Linked DNA regions of Homo sapiens: region 1 is linked to region 2. Evidence: chromatin loops called from intact Hi-C (ENCODE). Cell type or tissue: heart right ventricle. All regions are shown on one strand. Each heading gives the region's core, and the rest is flanking DNA. Links, peaks and the distances in the headings are about the cores only.

What was found. A loop is a pair of places that touch in the nucleus more often than their neighbours do. Peaks named below come from ENCODE experiments on the same cell type or tissue, not always from the same donor. Only the 100,000 strongest peaks of a DNase experiment are listed, where the experiment ranks them.
Region 1: it touches region 2 in a loop (2.2-fold over the local background); 26 of 110 quality-filtered maps call a loop at or near these places.

The regions. Positions count from the first base shown.
Region 1 is chr10:24,391,141-24,401,001 of GRCh38, reverse strand. All of the region lies in intron 3 of KIAA1217, which reads right to left. Among named protein-coding and RNA genes, the nearest start is that of MIR603, 120 kb to the right of the region's middle. In heart right ventricle, for the core only: a CTCF peak has its summit at 4,416; no DNase peak of the experiment used is centred there.
Region 2 is chr10:24,514,081-24,523,941 of GRCh38, reverse strand. KIAA1217 reads right to left here. Exons shown (of 21, transcript NM_019590.5): 11 at 3,689-3,819; 12 at 2,013-2,160. Among named protein-coding and RNA genes, the nearest start is that of ARHGAP21, 200 kb to the left of the region's middle. In heart right ventricle, for the core only: CTCF peaks have their summits at 4,535 and 4,736 (motif pointing right); a DNase peak (open chromatin) is centred at 4,811; H3K27ac peaks cover 513 bases.

The DNA.
Region 1 (9,861 bases), core at 1,074-9,073, 120 kb after region 2:
CCTGTGTGTGTGTGTGTGTGTGTGTGTGTGTGTGTGTGTATGTTTCTTGCTTGGAATTTTGTGTTATTTTTCAATCTTAAGTCTCAGGTTTGTCTTCAATTCTAGAAAAATTCTCATCTATTCTCTCATCCACTATTGTCTTTCCCCAATTTTTTTCTAGCCTTATCTTCCAGAATTCCTCTCAGACATAGGTGGCCCTGGTTGCTTGATCCTGTCTCTAAGTTGGTCTTTCATGTTTTCTCTCCTCAGATTGTGAGATTTCCTCATATTTATATTCTGGTTGACTATTTCTCTCTTCAGCTGAATACTCTGGACTAGGGATTTCAATGATCCTGATTACTTTTAGGTTAATGTATAGGCTTGGTGTGATTGTCTCTAGTATTGTTCACAAATATTCCAGGTCCATTGTTGGATTGCACTTCCTTGTCCCCTTTGGAGGTAAGCATGGATCTGTGGCTTCTTTTAACCAAAGCATCACTTCTTGCAGAAGCTTTAAGAGCCAAGATTTGTTATGCTCCCTTTATCCTGCTTCTGTGACATGTTGAGATGGGGCTTCCATCAGCATGGGGACCCTGGGTGGCTATGACAGGCAGGACCTCTTGCCAAGCTGCACTGGGCAAGCAACTTAAGCAAGAAATAAACAGTGGTTGTGATAAGTGCTGTTGAGATTTGGGAATTGTTACTGCAGCATTAACTAGCCTATCCTGACTGATATACTGTGGGAAGTCCCCAAAATGCAGGTCAGGTAGTATAAGTCCAGGCTTCATCCCTGTGCACGGTTCCTGTCTAGGGCTTTTGTTTCTCCCAGATAATTTTTTTTTCTGCCCCAATTCTCAGGTCAGAGGCAAACCTCTTTGCTGCTTTCCTGGGATGTGATTAGAGTTCTATCTACCCATTTTTAAAAAATAAATGATCAGTTATTTGAACCTCTAGGCTATTTACGCAGGGGCGATTAGTCCATCTATCTGTTCATTTTCCTGTTGCTATGTTAAGTAGCAAAGTCCTAGTTCAAAGACATGGTACCCATCTCTGAAATATCCATGTCCATGGTGATTTCCACTTTGATATTCTTCTTCACTTTTGGAATCTGGAGATTTCCTTTCATCGCTTTCAAACTTGCCATGTATTATTATTATTTTTTTGTTATTATTATATTTCATCCTGGGTCGCTACGTGTTTGTGGTGACAAGGGGTACAGTTAGCATCTAAGATCCCTCATGCTGCTATATTGCTAGAAATCTTCTGATACTCATTCTTTCCTATTAGCATAATTTCTGTATTTTTTGGACTCTTTCTGAAGCATTATCCACATTCAACCTCACATTAACTCTCTCCATGCTGGAATACCTCAGTCACATTCTTAGATCTGATGGACCCAGGAACTGAAAGACAGAATTGAAAAGAACAGTGCAACACAGAGTGGCCATTAGAATTTAGAGATGGGATCTAAGATAACCTAAAATATAACTCAGTGACATGTTACCAATGAGAATAAAGACTATCAGAATTCAGCTGACCAATCTAAAATGTTAATTATTATAAAATAACTCATGAACTTAGCAAATGAAACACGATGTGAAAGGACAATGATAGAGCATTTTTTTGAATTGGGAAAGAGATGAGGTTTGAGTTAACATCATCGGTAAAAAGAATAAGTTAAAAGTGAGTACGTCACAAATGAGAAATGTCTTAATTTTAACCATTATGATGTAAATATTTCTAAATGAAATTTGTAATGTCCTACCTTAGAATGCAATAGACATTAAGAAAAAAACCTCAGTTCATCGCTATGACCATCAGCTAATTTACAGAGTACTTACTATATATCAGGCAGTGTATTAAGAACATGACCTATATGATCTCACTGGCTATGTACAACTACAGTTGACCTGTGAACAATACAGTTTGAGCTGTGTGGGTCCACTTCTATTATTATGGTAGGCAGCTAGTCAGGCATGAGCGGGGCAGGAGAGGGCTCCCTCCAACCCTACCAGGAAAGTCAGGCAACCATCAGGTGATGGTCAGGTAGTTGTTAATGGTCTCTCTAAAATAATAATTGGTCGCAGCCAGTACCAGGGAAAGGCAGTTTCCCTATAAATAAAAACACTTGAAATTGGTAACTGGCAGCTCAGAAATTGGGCCACTAGACTTTGGTTTGCACATTTAGAGACAAAATGGCAAAGCATGATCTTCTGGGGGCATGCCACTGGAAAAGGGAAGAATGCCTCAGGTGGGCATGTGTACAACTGCAGTAAACACACTGTGCACGCTCAACTCTTAAGTGTTAGCAGGTCACTGTGCATGCGGGCGGCCCATCCAGAGGAAAGAATCATGGGAAAAAGGACACAAGACCCCTGAAATATGTCGATATATAAAAATGCCACACTTGAGCTCCAAGGTGCCTGCTTGGGTCTCTTCCAAGTGTACTTTCCTTTCTTTCCTGTTCTAAAGCTTTCTAACAAACTTCCACTCCTGCCCTGAAACTTGCCTTGGTTTCTTTTTCTGCCTTAGGCCCCTCAGTCAAATTGTTTCTTCTGAGGAGGCAAGAATTGAGATTGCTGCAGACCTGTACATATTTGCCACCAATAAGTCGGATATTTGCCATTCTTAACAGTATGTGGATTTCCTTTTGCTTCTGCTACCCCTCAGACAGCAAGACCAACCCCTCCTCCTCTTCTTCAGCTTTATTCAATGTGAAGATGATGGGGATGAAGAGCTTAATGATGACCCACTTCCACTAAATAAATAGTAGTTTCTCTTAATGATTATCTTAATAAGATTTTCTTTTCTATAGCTTACTTTATGGTAAAAATACAGTATAGAATACATAGAACATACGAATATGTGTTAATTGACTACTTATGTTATTGGCAAGCCTTCTGCTCAATGGTAGGCTATTAGTAGTTAAGTTTTGGGGGAGTCAAAAGCTATATGTGAATTTCCAACTGCATGGGGAGTCAGCGCCCCTAATCCCTGTGTTGTTCAAGGGTCAACTGTACTCTGTGAGGTAGGTATTTACAGAAATGGCTCAGAGATTGATTAACTTGCCCAATGTCACAGACAAGGTAAGTAAAGGAACCCAGATGAGATGATCCTGATTACTCTACTGGCTGCTTCCGGGTACACTCAGTGCCCTCTTTATTGGGGGTGGGGTTGTGGGAACAGCTGTAGCTACAGGTGTGAATGGCACTGGATAGGATGGAATAACTGCTGTAGAGAGAAATACACCTCTGTGGCTCCAGCTTCATTGCTGGAATGTTCAAGTGATCACTACATGGTTATTAGTGGAATCTTATTATTATAGTCACTGCTCTCATAAGAGACCTTCCCCCTTTTCAAACTGTCAATTTCTAGTCATCCTTCAAAACCCAAATCAAATGCTACTTTTCATTAAAAACTCTCCCAGTTATCCAGATAAGATCTTTGTCGTTTTTACTTTTTCGTACATTGTAGTGGTTAAGTATGTAGGTTCTACAGACAAGGCTGCTTGGGTTCCAATCTTGGCTTTGCTGGTTGGTGTGTTAGATACCGCCTAGCATAGAATGAGTGCTTAGCAAATGTTAGCTACTATGGTGATGTTTGCATCATATCCTCGGTTAAGAGTTTCTTACATCAGCCAGGCACAGTGGTTCACGCCTGTAATCCCAGCACTTTGGGAGGCCAAGCCGGGTGGATCGCGAGGTCAGGAGTTCGAGACCAGCCTGGCCAACATAGTGAAATCCTGTCTCTATTAAAAATACAAAAATTAGCCGGGTGTGGTGCTGCATGCCTGTAGACAGGAGAATTGCTTGAACCCAGGAGGTATGAGGTTGCAGTGAGCCAAGATGGCACCATTGCACTCCAGCCTGGGTGACAGAGTGAGACTCCGTCTCAAAAAAAAAAAAAAAAAAAAAGAGTTTCTTACATCTATGCCTTCTCCATCAGAACACAAACTCCTGGATGGCAGAAACCAACCTTAATCTCATTTCAAAGCATCTACAGAACCCAGATTCTTTTCCCTGCTCACTCTGCTAACACTCCCATCTTCCTGGATTATTGCAAGACTCCTAACTGGTCTCCCAGCTCCTGTCCACACTGCCTTTAGTCTGTTCCAAACCCAGTAGCCAGAATAGTCTTTAAATCTGAAGTGGCGCCACTGATCCTACCTCTGCAATGAAGCAGACATTCTCTTTCCAATGTTGCCAGTGGAGCCAGAGTGTTTGTTTTGCAAAAGCCATCCAATATTTGGCCTGTTACCTTTCTGACATCATTCCGATCATAGTGGCCTTTTTGCTGTTCCTTGAATGCTCCAGGCATGCTCTTTCTCGGGCTTTTGCATTGACTGTTCCTCTGCCTGGAACTCTCTTCCCCCAGATATCTGCATGGCTTACATCTTCACATGCTCCAGGTCATGGCTCGAAGGCTGCCTTCTCAGTGAGGCTCCCCCTGTCCATCTTTCATAAAATTACAACTCTCCCATCTTCATGTCTTCAGCGCTCTCTGTATCCCTTCTCCTGCTTTATTTTTCTCCATAGCACTTATACCATCTATTATATATTTTATTTCTTTATCAGCTGCCTCCTCCAACAGAACAGAAGCTCCAGAAGCCAGAGGTTTGTGGCTGTTTTATTAAGATTGCCTGGTAGATACTTGGTGAGCATTTTTTTTCTTTTTTCTCTTTTTTTTGAGACAGAGTCTCACTCTGTCGCCCAGGCTGGAGTGCAATGGCGCAATCTCTGCTCTCTGCAACCTCCGCTTCCCGGGCTCAAGTGATTCTCCTGCCACAGCCTCCCGACTAGTTGGGATTACAGGTGCCTGCCACCACACCTGTCTAATTTTTGTATTTTTAGTAGAGAGAGGGTTTCACCATGTTGGCCAGGCTGGTCTCGAACTCCTGACCTCAGGTGATCCACCCACCTCAGTCTCCCAAAGTGCTGTGATTACAGGGGTGAGCCACCACGCCTGGCCGGTAAGCATTTCTTAAAAGAATCATTGCTGGCATTGGTATGTAGTTTTAATTGAGTTTTTACTCTTAAGAAGGCTCCTATAGGCTGGGCTTGGTGGTTCATGCCTGTAATTCCAGCAGTTTTGGAGGCTGAGGTAGATGACCACCTGAAGCTTGAGACCAGCCTGGGCTAATCGTGAGACCCCCGTCCCTACAAAATTAACAACAACAACAAAATAGCCAAGTGTAATTGATAGTACACACCTATAGTCCCAGCTACTTGAGAGGCTGAGGTGGGAGGCTTGCTTGAGCCCAGGAGATTGAGGCTGTAGAACTATGACTGCACCACCGAACTCCAGCCTGGGTGACAGAGCAGGACTCTGTCTCTTAAAAAAAGGCTCCTACATTATGTGGTTCCTTTTATGAACCAAATGGAAGCACAAGAACGTGCCTAGCCCTAGAATCAAGAAAGGCCAATTACTGAATCAAAGCATAGAGCATCTTGTTCCAAGGGAACTTTCTTTTCCAGGGACATTCTCAGGTGCACTGGCCTTAAGCACTGGTCCTTTGCCTCGTCCACACCATGAATGATATCAACATCTGGTTGCTAAACTGACCATGGTTGGAGCCAGAGTGTCCCTGGGGCAGGAGAAGGGCAGGACACTGGTGTGGGAAATCCTTGAATGAAGTAACTTGGGATGTATGTGCAGAGTGGCACAAAGGCATAAGAAAAGATTACCCTCCAAGACCGGAGCAACAGGGCGGAGGTCAGATGTTGAGTCTAAGGGTGTCCAGCAGGGGAAAGAGGTGGCAGATGAGGTGATTCAGAGATCAAGTAGGGATCAAAAATAAGAACAGCAAAGAATGGGGGAGAGGTCCTCCCTGCAAGGGCCTCTATGTTTTCCTGCCAATGTAAAATGACAACTTTCTATTCTCCACTGGGGACTGATTCACATGCCCTTATGTGGTGATGGTGGTCACTGAAATAACCATTTCATTCTTTCTGAGGGCATGTCTCACCCTCAATCAGTGGTCCCCTGACCTGCAGCATCCATGTCACCTGGGAAATTGTGAGAAATGCAAATTATGAGGTCCCACCCTAGACCTACTGAATCAGAAACTCAGGAGGTAGGGCTAGAAACCTGCGCTTTAACACGTCTCCTGCTAAAGTCTGAGAATCACTGTTCTGTTAAAGAAGCATCATGAAACTAGAATGCAGCAGGTAAGGAGACAGAGACCGGCAGCAGGGGTGCTATTAATATTTTACCCAGTGGAGGGCTCTCTGATGGGCAGAGGTCTAGATGTGGGTATGGGAAACTGGCGTTTGTGGGGTGAATCAAAGCAGAGAGCGGCAGGGATGTAGGTGCTGGGCGAGACTGCTGGAACAGCCAGGAGTCCGGGGTGGCTGGGTGTAATCAGAGCTTCATCCGGGAAGTCTTTGATTTATGGATATTTTAAAGTCAGTCCTTACATAGTTACCATGTGTCTTTAGTTATACTGAAAATTCCTTAAATACAAGAACCAGATTGTATATGTTTTTAAAATAACTCATCATGGCACCTTTAGCAGTGCCAGAAACCAAATCGATTCTTAATAAACACATGAATGGAGATTAAAAAAAAACAAAACAAAACCCGAGAGTGGGCAAAACTTGGGGCAGAAAGAGAGGGGAAAACAAGTAATTTATTTTTATCATGTTTAGCTTTATATTATAGGGAGATGTTTAGCCAGGGATGTCTGAAAGCCAATTAACACCTTAGCAAATTCTGCAAATGAAAAGTTGGTGGGAATATCATTTTTAATGACATTAACCAACTTTTGAGTAGCCAAACTCAGCAGGCTGAAAATAGGAGCTTCGCTTGATAGGATGCAGTTAACTCAGTTAGATGTCAAACAACTTCCACGGGCTGAATTTGAGGATGGGGCTTGAGAATCGCCGAAAAGAAAAGTAGCCGTGCAAATGGAGTCTATATGCAAAAAGGTTTTAAACTTTCCCCTTGGAATGCTAAGAAACCAAGCTGATGTGCTGAAATGAAAACAAATTAAAGTGAATGGAAAGCTTGACAAACACAATTTTAATGTCTTGAAGAAAGACACACAATATGTTTGTGACAACTGTCATAAGCCTGACATTCCCCTCAAAGGAGACAGGACGAAAGAAGAAGACAGGAGTCCCCGTACTCATTTGTTCAGGCTGCCACAATTAAGTACGTGGGGCTGTGCTAAGGGGCTTAAACAACAGAGTTATTTTGATCAAGGTGTCAGCTGTGTGGGTTCCTTCTGAAGCCTCTCTCCCTGGCTTGTAGATAGCTGTCTTTTTCTTATGTCTTCACATGGTCTTCTCTCTGTACACGTCTATATCCAAATCTGTTCTTCTTGTAAGGACACCAGTCATATCGGATTAAGACCTACACTTATGACCTCATTTTAACATAATCACCTCTCCGAAGTTCCTACCTCCAAATACAGCCACATGCTGAAGTATTAGGAGTTAGGACTTCAACATATGAATTTGGGAGAGGGTAGGCACAATTCCTCCCTTAACAGCCCCCAAGAGAGTGACTCAGAATCACAAGAAACCGAAGAGCGTCATGGTGGTGCCTGGGGGCTCTCGCCTGCTGTCCTGCATGAAAGCAGCTTTCCTGGATGGAAAGTCTGGCTCCTCCCTGCTCCAGACAGAACCTCATCTCCAGACAGGGGCCTGCTTAGTTTCAAATCCATACCACAGAGCTAACTTGTGAAATCTGGATGCCAGTAGACCAGGACCTTTCACTAACTCCTCTGCCTAAGAAGACATAATCTACCCTCCAGCAATGCAGAACGTGTACCTTCCCATGTTCCTCGACTGAGCCAGAAATATGAGAAACTGCCCTAAATCTCAGTTTCTGGACATCAGCGGGCAGCCTTCTGGAGGCCACTGCTAGGATGAGAACACCAAGGATGAAGTTCTACTTGGGTGTATGCCATAAAACTGGCTTGCGTCTTAATTTTATTTCTAACATTTTTTAGACTGTTCTTTAAAAGCCGGTGCTAAAAATGTGGGGAACTTGTATCGAGTTAAATAAACCTAAAGGATCATATCTGAAAATTAGCTTTCAAAAAAAATTGACTCAGCCAGAAACTTTTAATTAAAAAAAAATAATGTGTGTAATATATTTTGCATTTATGAAAACAGTAAGGCATGGTGAACAGATTTTAGATAGAGTTTTCATGGCAAAGGGAAACAAAAGAGGCTGATAAACAAAATCTTTTTCCTCATACACAGTTCAGGTAACATTTCCTAATGTCTCATCTCTTGTTCCAACCAAACCATTGCAGAACATCTAAAAGTACAGCATCTGAATCCATAAATTTCCAATGTCATTCCCGGGGAAAGTGTAGAGTAGTAGCTGGTATTATTGGAACATATTAAAAATTTTGGAATTTTGTCACTGTGGGAGAAATGACTTTTCTAACTCTCTTTTGCCATTCAAGTCTTCAACAATGATCTGCCTCTCAAATATTCCTCTTCAGCTGAAGTTACCCAACCTGCTAAGACAACTAATAGCCAAGGACCAACCATCTGAGGGCTAAAGCAATTATCAAGACTACATCAACTTTTTCCATGTATTAAATTAGATCCCTGGAAATCTATAGATTCTAAGTTATGGCCTTCTCACTGCATGACTTAATACTGTGTTGTTGGATTTTGAAGTTTTATGGTAAAGATATAGCCACATGGAAAACATTTCATAAAACAACTGTGATATATAACTGCTTAGTAGATAATCAGATGTCAAAAACATTAAGATATAAGAGTTGTTGGAAGATAATGCCTTAAAACTTTTTTTTTTTCTAATGAGCTGGTATAAACCTCATCTTAAACAATGCAATCCATGTAATAATGCCTTACATTTCTTCTTTTGTCTTATATTCTAATATTAACTGCAATTACAGCCATCATCTTTATCTTAATTTTTCTGGAACACATATTTTACCCAACAGCTACTTGTATTAATTCTTATTTTAATGGTTCTTTGATATTTTTATTGGTTTTGATGAAGCCAGATCAAATCTAATTTGGATTTAGAAAGGTATAAATCATAGATAAAACTTGCCTACTTTCTTCTGTGTTGTCTTTGAAACTTGATGGAGGGTTCATTTTTGAATTAGAGTATTTTTCGCATCAGGAAAACAAAATCAGCTAGGTGTCTGGGTTAGGATGGGGTATCAATGGGTATAGCAGAGAGAGAATGGAATAGTTCACTCTAACTTAACGCCAAGACTGATTTTCTGAAATGGCTTTGGAAATATGTTACCTTTCCAGTTACTTAACCCTATAGCTCCATCTTCAGCACTGAAAAGTCTTAGGTTAACTTTATAAAAAGGTGACTTATACTCCAGGTTTAACAACAGCCTGGCTGCAAAGGAAGAAAGAGAAACAGGAGAACCTAGGCCAAGTGTGGTGGCTCACACCTGTAATCCCATCACTTTGGGAGGCTGAGGTGGGTGGATCACCTGAGGTCAGGAGTTCGAGACCAGCTTGGCCAACATAGTGAAACCTTGTCTTTATTAAAAATACAAAAATTAACCAGGTGTGTTGGCCGTTGCCTGTAATCCCAGCTACTTAGGAGGCTGAAGCACAAGAATTGCTGAACCCCAGAGGTGGAGGTTGCAGTGAGTTGAGATCACACCACTGCACTCCAGCCTGGGTGACAAGAGCAAAACTCCGTCTCACAAAAAAAAAAAAAAAAAAAAAAAAAAAGAAAGAAAGAAAGAAACAGGAGAACCTAAATCTTCTCTAAGACCTCTCTCACTGCTAAGACTGTTTCCTCCTCATAGTCCCTGATCACTGAAAGTCCCTCTAAAATAATGGTGCCTGAGGGTTGACACCTTTGTCATTCATCACATCTTCTCCTCACTTCAGGCCATGCTTTTTTACCTATGTCCCATCTGCA
Region 2 (9,861 bases), core at 914-8,913:
CTTCTGTATCTCAACCTGTTGCTCACTGGCTTCCCCACCTGGATTCAACGAAGTCTTGCCACAAGGTACACAGTGACTCGAAATCTAACGGTCGTGTTTATTCCTCAACTTCCTCTGGTGTTTGGAGTCATTTGAAGCTATATGTCCCTCCCCACCCATGATGTAGTGGAAAAGACAGAGTGTCTGGTGTCAGATCTGTGTTTGAATAGCAGTTAGTTCATGCTTTATATAACGTTGAGAACTTCGCCTCTTTAAGCCTCAGGTGCTTTTGCATAAAATGGAGTGATGAAGATGGGGATGACGATGGTGATGATAATGACTTCCTCAGGACCTGTCGTTAGGACTAACATTAACATTGTAAAGTTATGTGTGAGGCAATGTCAAACATGGTACTTGACCTCTAATTTTTAGTTAGTCCCTCATCCCCTTTTTATTATGTTACTTTTTTTTATTTGAAAAAAGACATTGCATTCTATAACTCTTCTGCTACTCAGTGCTCTTTCTTTTGCTGTTTCTTTTTTTACCCCAATCCCTTAGATTCTTAGAGATCCCCAAGGATTTGTTCTCTCCTTTCCCTATCATTCTGCCTCAACCATCTCTTCCATTTTCTTTTCTTTTAAGAAACAGGGCCTCGCTCTGTTGCCCAGGCTGGAGTGCAGTGGCTCAATCCTAGCCCACTGCAGCCTCAAACTCTTACGTTCAAGAGATCTTCCTGCCTCAGCCTCCTAAGTAGCTGGGACTACAGGTGTATACCACCCTTCCTGGCTAATTTTTAAAATAATTTTTTGTAGAGATGGGGTCTTGCTCTGTCACCCAGGCTGGAGTGCAGTGGTGTGATCATAGCTCACTGCAGCCTTGAACTCCTGGCCTAAGTGATCCTCCCATCTCAGCCTCCTGAGTAGCTGGGATTACGAGCACGTGCCACTGCACCCAGTGATCTTTCCCATTTTCAATAATCATCTCCATGAAGCTGACTTCATGCTCTGTCTCCCAGGCTGGAGTGCAGTGGCACAACCTCGGCTCACTGTAGCCTCCACCTCCTGGGTTCAAGTAATTCTCCTCCCTCAGCCTCCCAAGTAGCTGGGATTACAGGCACGCCACCGCCTGTAATACCTATGGGAATTCACTATGTTGGCCAGGCTAGTCTCCAACTCCTGACCTCAAGTGATCCACCCACCTCAGCTCCCAAAGTGCGGGGATGACAGGTGTGAGCCACTGTGCCTGGCCAGTGAAGGTACTTCTGGCAACACAAATTTTGCATGCATATGTGTTTTCAGTGAGTGTGGAGTCCTGGAATTTTCTTTGCAGTGAAATTCCTGAATGTCTTTTGGTCTTTACTCCACTGTGACCTCTTCGGTGAGCAGGTTTACCTTTGGTAAGGAAGCCTGGCCCAGGCCACTCAAAATGCTTTGTTCCTCTTTTCTAGGTGGGACCAACAGTCTCACAGATACTCCTTCAGGAGGTCATTTAAGAAAGACTTTGTTTACTTCTATTACATTTCTTTGAACTGAATTCATCTATGCCCCTGAAGTGAAGGAGGCTAATAAACTATTTCAATCAATTTTTCAACTTCAAAATGTTATTTTAAAAAACCCACCTTCCGATGATTTTTTTAAAAGAAATGGAGTCTTTCTCTGTTGCCCAGGCTGGAGTGCAGTGGCTCAGTCATAGCTCACTGCAGCCTCATACTCCTGGGCTCAAGGGATCCTTCTGCCTGTACCTCCTGAGTGGCCACCACACCTGGCCTTTCAGATGATTTTAAAACAATGTTTACTGTGTCTATTAATTTTAAACCCTAGGATGGGCTCCACCTAGCAATCCTGTGTTGAAGAATTAGAACCTCAAGCCATATTGCAATAAAAGTTCAAGGGTGAGAAGGACTTGGGGCTTTTCCTCAGGACACTGGATGTGTCCTGGGAGCATGGTGGAAGGCTGAAGTCCCAAACGTCCACTCTCGGTTTCCCAGTGCACCCCTCCGCAGGCCACCCCCAGCACGATGAGGGCCCGGTCACCTCCGCAGCATGGTCAGGACGTCTGTCATGCTGCGCACACGCTTCAGGAGACTGTCCAGCTTGTGTGGCTCCTCCTTCAGAAACCGCACGGCCTCCACTTCTATGCGCAGGATGGCTCGCATCTTGTTTTGTAAGGTTGGAAATTCTCCTGCAGGCCCAAACCAGCAGGTGAATTGGAGGAGAAAAAGCCAGAACGACAACCCTCATCCCGCACTCCGATACTGGACAGAGAAGTGCAGAGTTCACAAGCCACAGGGTGGCTCACACATCTTCAGGTGGCAGTGGGTTAAGAGCACAGAGGAGCATTGGAGAAACTCACCTTGGGCAAGGGTAAAGCTCCTCTAGGCCTGTTTCCTGTCTGTGTATTTGGGATAAAGCCAATTGACCATTAGGGTTATTATTATTACTTTTTAATTTGACTGGCTGACAGGGTCTCACTCTGTCATCCAGGCTGGAGTGCAGTGGCATGATCAGAGCTCACTGGAGCCTCAAACACCTGGGCTCAAGCGATCCTCCTGCCTCAGCTTCCTGGATAGCTGGGACTATTTAGGTGCTGCACACCACCATGCCCAGCTAATTCAACTTTTTTTTTCTTTTTTTGAGATGGAGTCTCCCTCTGTCACCCAGGCTGGAGTGCAGTGGCATGATCTTGGCTTACTGTAACCTCCGCCTCCTGGGTTCAAGTAATTCTCCTGCCTCAGCTGAGTAGCTGGGACTACAGGTTTGTGCCACCATGCCCAGCTAATTTTTGTATTTTTAGTACAGACAGGGTTTTACTCTGTTGGCTAGGCTGGTTTCGAACTCCTGACCTCAAGTGATCTGCCCGCCTCAGCCTCCCAAAGTGGCATGAGCCACTACGCCTGGCCAGAAAAAAAAAAAAAAAAAAACTTTTTTTTTTTTTTTAGAGATGGGGTTTTGTTATGTTTCCTAGGCTGGTCTTGAACTCCTGGCCTCAGGCGATTTTCCTGCCTTGGCCTCCCAAAGTGCTAGGATTGCAGGCGTGAGCCACCGTGCCTGGTTACAGGTTTTTAATTTAATTTAATTTTTTATTTTTTGTTTTTTATTTTTATTTTTTGGAGACAGGGTCTCACTCTGCCACCCAGGCTGCCAGGCTGGAGTGCAGTGGTGCAATGGTGGCTCACCATAGCCTTGACCTCACAGGCTCAAGAGATCCTACCACCTCAGCCTCCTAAGTAGCTGGTACCACAGGCATGCACCACCACACCTGGCTAATTTTTTTTTGTGTGTGTGTGTATATATATATATATATATATATATTTTTTTTTTTTTTTTTTTTTTTTTGGTAGAGATGTGAGTCTCTCTATATTGCCCAGGCTGGTCTTGAACTCCTGGGATCAAGTGATCCTCCCACCTTGTGTTTTTAACGGGTTTGGCACATGCATCCCGGTGCACTGTAAGAGCCTAGCAAATAGAAAGTGTTACTGGAATCATTTAGTGTGAAATCTTACAGCACCCACTCTAATACCAGCTCCAAGAAGAGGGGGATGTGCACCTACTTTGTGCTGTGGGGTATCCCAAGTGTCCAGAACAATGCCTGGCACATGTAGACGTTTAATAAATACTTGCATACATGAATGAATCCTCTATGTGGCAGATTTTTAAACACCGCAGGAAAGACAGCTCAGACTCCTCCCCCGACCCAGCAGAAAGTTTACCTTTCAGGGTAGCTACAGCCTCTCCCACTTGACGCAGGAGGAAAGCCCCGTCTTCCACGTCTTTCAGAGTAACCAATCGGCTGGCTGCCGTGGAGTCCTTCTTCAAGTCTTCAACAAAGTCTTCCAACTCGCTGCGGGAGCAAGGACACCAGCACATAGAGCTGAACACGAGGCCTCACAGAGGAAGAGGAGGGGCCGAGTGCCCGTCTCAGCCTCTGATTTTGTGTAGAGCCCCAGCTCCTCCCCCCTGCCTTTCGTGTGGTGGTGGTGGAGGGGGGTCGCTCATCTTTTAACAGTGGCTGGGAACATTTTGCAGTGGTGTGAGGCAGGTACAAGGAGGGTTTTCCAGGGAATGTTCTACATTGGCCAAAGGGACGATTGTGCCTGGCTAACAGAGGACCGAGTCTTTTTATTCAGTGGTGCTGATGCCAACAGAGGGACAGAAGGAGGGATAGGTGGGAGGGTGGGGTAGGAGAGAGAGGGAGAAAGAGAGAAAGAGAGAGAGAGGGAGACCGACCTGCGGTGCAGTAAAACAAGAAGCCCACAGTGGTTAATATCAGGCTTTTCAACTTCAGCATTTGACATTTTGGGCTGTGTAATTCTTCGCTGTGGTGTGGGGAAACTGCACGGTACGATGTTTAGCAGCGCCCCTGGCCTTCATCTACTGGATGCCAGTAGAAACCTTGCCTACCCCAGCTTGTGACAAACCAGAATGTCTCCAGACCCAGACATTGTCCAATGTCCCTGGGGAAGGGGGAGCAAAATTGCCCCTAAATGAGAACCTCTGGTTTATACTGATTGTCTCATCAACAAGGATGAACTCTTCTCCAAGCTACCAAGAGAAGAAATGATTGCAGAAAATAAAAATGACGACAGACGTGGTGTCTGTGGATAGAGGGGAATGCTAGCTCCAAGAGACGGAGATCGGAGACGAGGTCTCACCCTTGAGAAAACAACCACCTCCTTGGCCACATTACTAACCCCATCCTAAACACCTATAAATCTACGGAGAAAAATCTCAAAGGAAACAGGGATAAAGAACTTTCAGAAATGCGGACCACTAGGGGGCAGTAAGTGAACAGCGATTCCACCTCCTGGAGCCCGGATTGTGGAGCCAGCGTCCGAAAGAGAAAAAGGAATGCACAGTGTCGTCTGCAAACTGATGGCCCTCGAAGGCCCTTTCCACTTAGGTGGGCAAGTGGATGGAGCTCTGGATCGCATGGCAGCTGCGGGAGGGGTTCAGGCAGGATGCCACATGTGTTCAACAGGATCCAAGGGAAAATAACAAATTCCTCCCCTGCAAGAAGTGGGATGGAGTTTTTGGTGATGTCTTTGATTCTGTTATGAAAAATAAACCAAAATTGCTTGTGGCCATTTCAGATGAAATGATGCTACTTCAGGACCAGAGGGAGAAAGCCTCATCTGCTCATTGTCCACGTCTGTGAACTATGGAAAGGGGCCCAGTGTTCTGTGAACACACCCACGGGAAACTTCCTACAGCTATTGGATTCTTGACACGAAGAGATTGTGCCACCTCACTGAAGGGCTCTAAATAAATATGGTAACTTCGTGTGGAAAAGTTCTTTTCTATTGCACAACCAAACAGAATGACTTCCCTGTATTGACTGGACACAGGGTCCAGTCCTGCAAAGCTTTGCTGGAAGAGCTAAGGACCAAATATTTTCCTGGTTCCGTGAACAACCAACATGTCTGTCAGTGCGTAATTAATACTTCAAGGAGCTGTCATCTGACTCAAAGTCAGTCTGCCTAGAATTCTGTTTTGATCTCTTCTATACAATATGCCTCTTGGATTTCACAACCTTGCATACGGAGACGCTTAAACTTCACAGCTTTATGGAATATACAGAAATGTATATTGATACAATTGTACACAACAATATCACTTCTATGCAAACGTTTATGATACCTACTTTAGATAAAACATTAAAAATCAAATTTGTTCATTCAAAAATGTAACAGAGACATGGGGCTAAAATGAATGCTGGAAATAAATTTTTGACATGGTAATCAATATGACTTTTAAAATATCAGCTTTGCTCCACAGAATGTCAGATATTCATAGACGTCACAGTTTACAGCATTCTATTTGTTTAAGTGGCTTTTCATCCTAGCTTTGTTAAAAAGAAGCATGCAGTTTGTTGGAATGTATTTCACTTGACTGTTATTAGAAGACCAATTATTATTTTCATGTAGAAATTATCTAGACCCAATTTCTTTTCATAGTTTTATTTTTTTATTTTTAGACAGTCTCTCTCTGTCACCCAGGCTGGAGTGCAGTGGCCTGATCTTAGCTTACTGCAACCTCCGTCTCCCGGGTTCAAGTGATTCTCTTGCCTCAGCCTGCTGAGTAGCTGGGATTACAGGTGCCCGCCACCATGCCCAGCTAATTTTTGTATTTTCAGTAGAGATAGGGATTCGCCATGTTGGCCAGACTGGTCTCTAACTCCTGACCTCAAGTGATCTACCCACCTTGGCCTCCCAAAGTGCTGGGATTATAGGTGTGAATCACTGTGCCCAGCCCATCTCTTCACAGTTTTAGGCCCAAGTTTCTTCTCTCTGCCTTCTGAATGGCTCACCAGTAATTCAACCTAACATGCTCCACAAGGAGACTTATATTCTAGTACTTGGAAGAAGAAGAAGGAGAAGAACAAAAAGGAGAACGAGGAGGGAGAGGGGAAGGAAAGAGGGATATCACTGTTCTGATATTCCAGAGTTGAAATTTCTGGCTTTTAAAAAATAAGCTCTTTTTAAAAATCGACGCATAATAGATGTGAGTTTTGGGGTACATGTGATAATTTAGTACATATAATTTGTACAGATCAAATCAGTGTACTTGGGATATCCGTCACCTTAAATATTTGTCTTTTCTTCATGCTAGAAACATTCTAGTTCTTCTCTTCTAGCTATTTCCAGCTGTCTTTTATAACCTGCTGTCTTGCCATTCAGATCTAGCCATCCAATCAGTTAACCTACTTTATACCTTATGGAAGGAAAATTTACACTACCATTATTAAAAGGATATATATGTATATAGATATTTTTAGTTTTTTTTTTTTTTTTAACAGGGTTTTGCTCTGTTACCCAGGCTGGGGTGCAGTGGTGTGATCGTGCAGCCTTGACCCGCCAGGCTCAAGCCATGCTCCTACCTCAGCTTCCTGAGTAGCTGGGACCACAGGTGTGTGCCACCATGATCGGCTAGGGTTTATTTTTAATTTTAATTTTTATTTTGTAGACATTGGGTGTCCCTGTGTTCCTGCGTTGCCCAGGCTGGTCTTGAATTCCTGGGCTCAAGCGATCTTCCCACCTCAGCCTCCCAAAGTGCTGGGGTTACAGGCATGAGCCACTGCACCCAGCCAAAAGGATATATATTTCAAAAGGTGTTTTAAAGAAGAATTTTGAGAGCTAGTCTTAGACGGTGAATACCATAGGACGTTTTGCATTTGACTTCTTTCTTACTTCTACTATGTGGTTCAGGCCTCACTGCCTTTTGCCTGACGGATACAGTAGCTTCCCATATGGTCTCCTAGTCACTGATCTATTTTCCTCTTAATCAGTCCGGCACATGATCACCAGAGGGACCTCTCTCCAATACAGCTCTAGCTTTGCTACTTCCTTGATCAAAAACAAAAACCAAACAAACCCAAACACTCAGTGTCTTCCTCATCATTCTAGGCAGTAACTCTCAAATGTGAAAGTGCTTCAGAATCACCGGCTTTGTTTGTAAACTGCAGATTCCTAAGCCCCATCCACAGAAATTGTGAATCTGGGGTTGAACCCCGGAACTTTCAAGAAAAGCCAGAAATCCAGGTTTCTCTTACAGAATCTTCCAATCTCTGTAGGCACAGCCCAGACAGGCATCAAGCAGGTATGTGAGGCCTGAGTATGGTCTAAGATACAGGAAGTCAGTGTGCAAATGGGAATGACACTCCCCAAATATGGGATGTTATTAGTATCTTGCACCCAACTCTGCTGCCTAACTGGACTGCTCCCCAGTTCTCTAAAGACATCTTGCATTTTCCAGGCCAGAAACTTGTTGGTTTGCAGGGTTCTACTGCCTGGAAGTCCTTCCATCTCTAGCCTCTGCTGATGCAATCTCCCCATCTTCAAGGCCACCTCAGTTGAGTTTAACAAACCATTTCTTTCTTTCTTCTTTCTTGTTTTAGAGATTGAGTCTTGCTCTGATATCCATGCTGGAATGCAGAGGTGCAGTCATAGCTCACTGCAGCTTTGAACTCCTGGGCTCAAACGATCCTCCTGCTTCAGCCTCCTGAGTAGCTGAGACTACAGAGGCATGCCACCACAGCTGGCTAATTTTTTATTTTTAGTAGAGACAGGGTCCTGCTATATTGCCCAGCCTGTTCTTGAATTCCTGGTCCCAAGTGATTCTCCCACCTCAGCCTCCCAAACTGCTGGGACTATAGGCATGAACCATTGTGCCCAGCCTAACAAACCATTTCTGAAACTACTATGTGCAAGATACTGTTTGTGGCCTGTGGGTCATACAAAGAATGACTTCATTCAGGTTAAGTCTTCCTGATCCCTGGGTTAGTCTCTCTTTTGTGTGGGTACAACTGGTACCTGTAAATCCCCTGTTCGGGGCTATACTCCTATTTATCAGGTTGCCTTTGCTAGACTGAAGATCCTCAAGGGCTCTTTGCCTCTTTTACTCATCTGTGGCCTTCCCACAAATCCAACCAGATAAAGCCCTCTTATGATATGTTCGTTCCACTACCTTTTCTGTCTCATTCCTATGCTAGGCTGTAATCTCAGAGTATTATTGAGATTAAAGATGGCTTTTCTAGGCCAGAAGTGAGAATTATCTCAGCTAACCAATAAACACAATTTTTAAAAAGAAGAAATTTACTGGCCGGGCGTGGTGGCTCATGCCTGTAATCCCAACACTTTGGGAGGCTGAGGCAGGTGGATCACCTGAGGTCAGGAGTTTGAGACCAGCCTGACCAATATGGTGAAACGCCGTCTTTACTAAAAATACAAAAATTAGCTGGGCATCATGGTGTGCACCTGTAATCCCAGCTACTCGGGAGGCTGACATAGGAGAATAGGCTTGAACCCAGGAGTTGGAGGTTGCAGTGAGCCGAGATCATGCCACTGCACTCCAGCCTGGGCAACAGAGCAAGACTCCAACTCAAAAAAATTTTTTTTCATAATTTTATTGGAAAATTTATATAAATGTTTTTAAAAGGATATATATTTTTATTTTTATTTTTACTATTATTTTTTGAGACGGAGTTGTGCTCTGTTGCCCAGGCTGGAGTGCAGTGGTGCAATCTCGGCTCACCACAACCTTCCCCTCCCGGGTTCAAGCAATTCTCTTGCCTCAGCCTCCTGAGTAGCTGGGACTACAGGCACACACCACAATGGCCAGCTATTTTTTTTGTATTTTTAGTAGAGACGGGGTTTTGCCATGTTGGCCAGGCTGGTCTCGAACTCCTGACCTCAGGTGATCTGGCTGCCTCGGCCTCCCAAAGTGCTGGGATTACAGGTATGAGCCTCCGTGCCCAGCCAGGATATGCATTTTAAAAGAAGTTTTAAAGAAGAAACTGGAGACCTAGTTTTAGATAATTGGGCTGTCACAAAGACATTTCAGACAAATAACAGCCTTACCAACTCATGGTGGGTGATTAACTCTGTCTATAAATGTGTGAACTAAGTAGAATTTTGGAAGCTATTTTGAGATATGGATGAACAGCAGCCTAATTTAATTTATTAGGAAAAGAATAACTCAAATTGATGTTTTTTTCCCTCTAGACTGCTGAGAGGGACACTCTAATTTTAATCAAACACATTAGGTTGGCATCCAGGGCGACACGAGCCACAGCTCCAATAGGAGATAGGTGACTGAGCACAATGCTTTCCATCATGGAAATCTTTTCTCATTATGGCCATGAGAAGAGTTTGCAAACTGCTCCCTTACAATCCCCATTTGAAAGATTTAAGTTTTCCAAGAAACAAGAGAATTATCAACACTGGAGAAACCCCTCAAAATTACTATTCATTATACTAAAAGGTGAGATAGTTCTATGATAAATCTTCATTGCATACCAAAACATACAATTACCATAAAAGATGTGCCTGCCTGGTGACGGGGGAGTAATAAAATTCTGCTCATTTCAATAGTAGGACTTGATAGA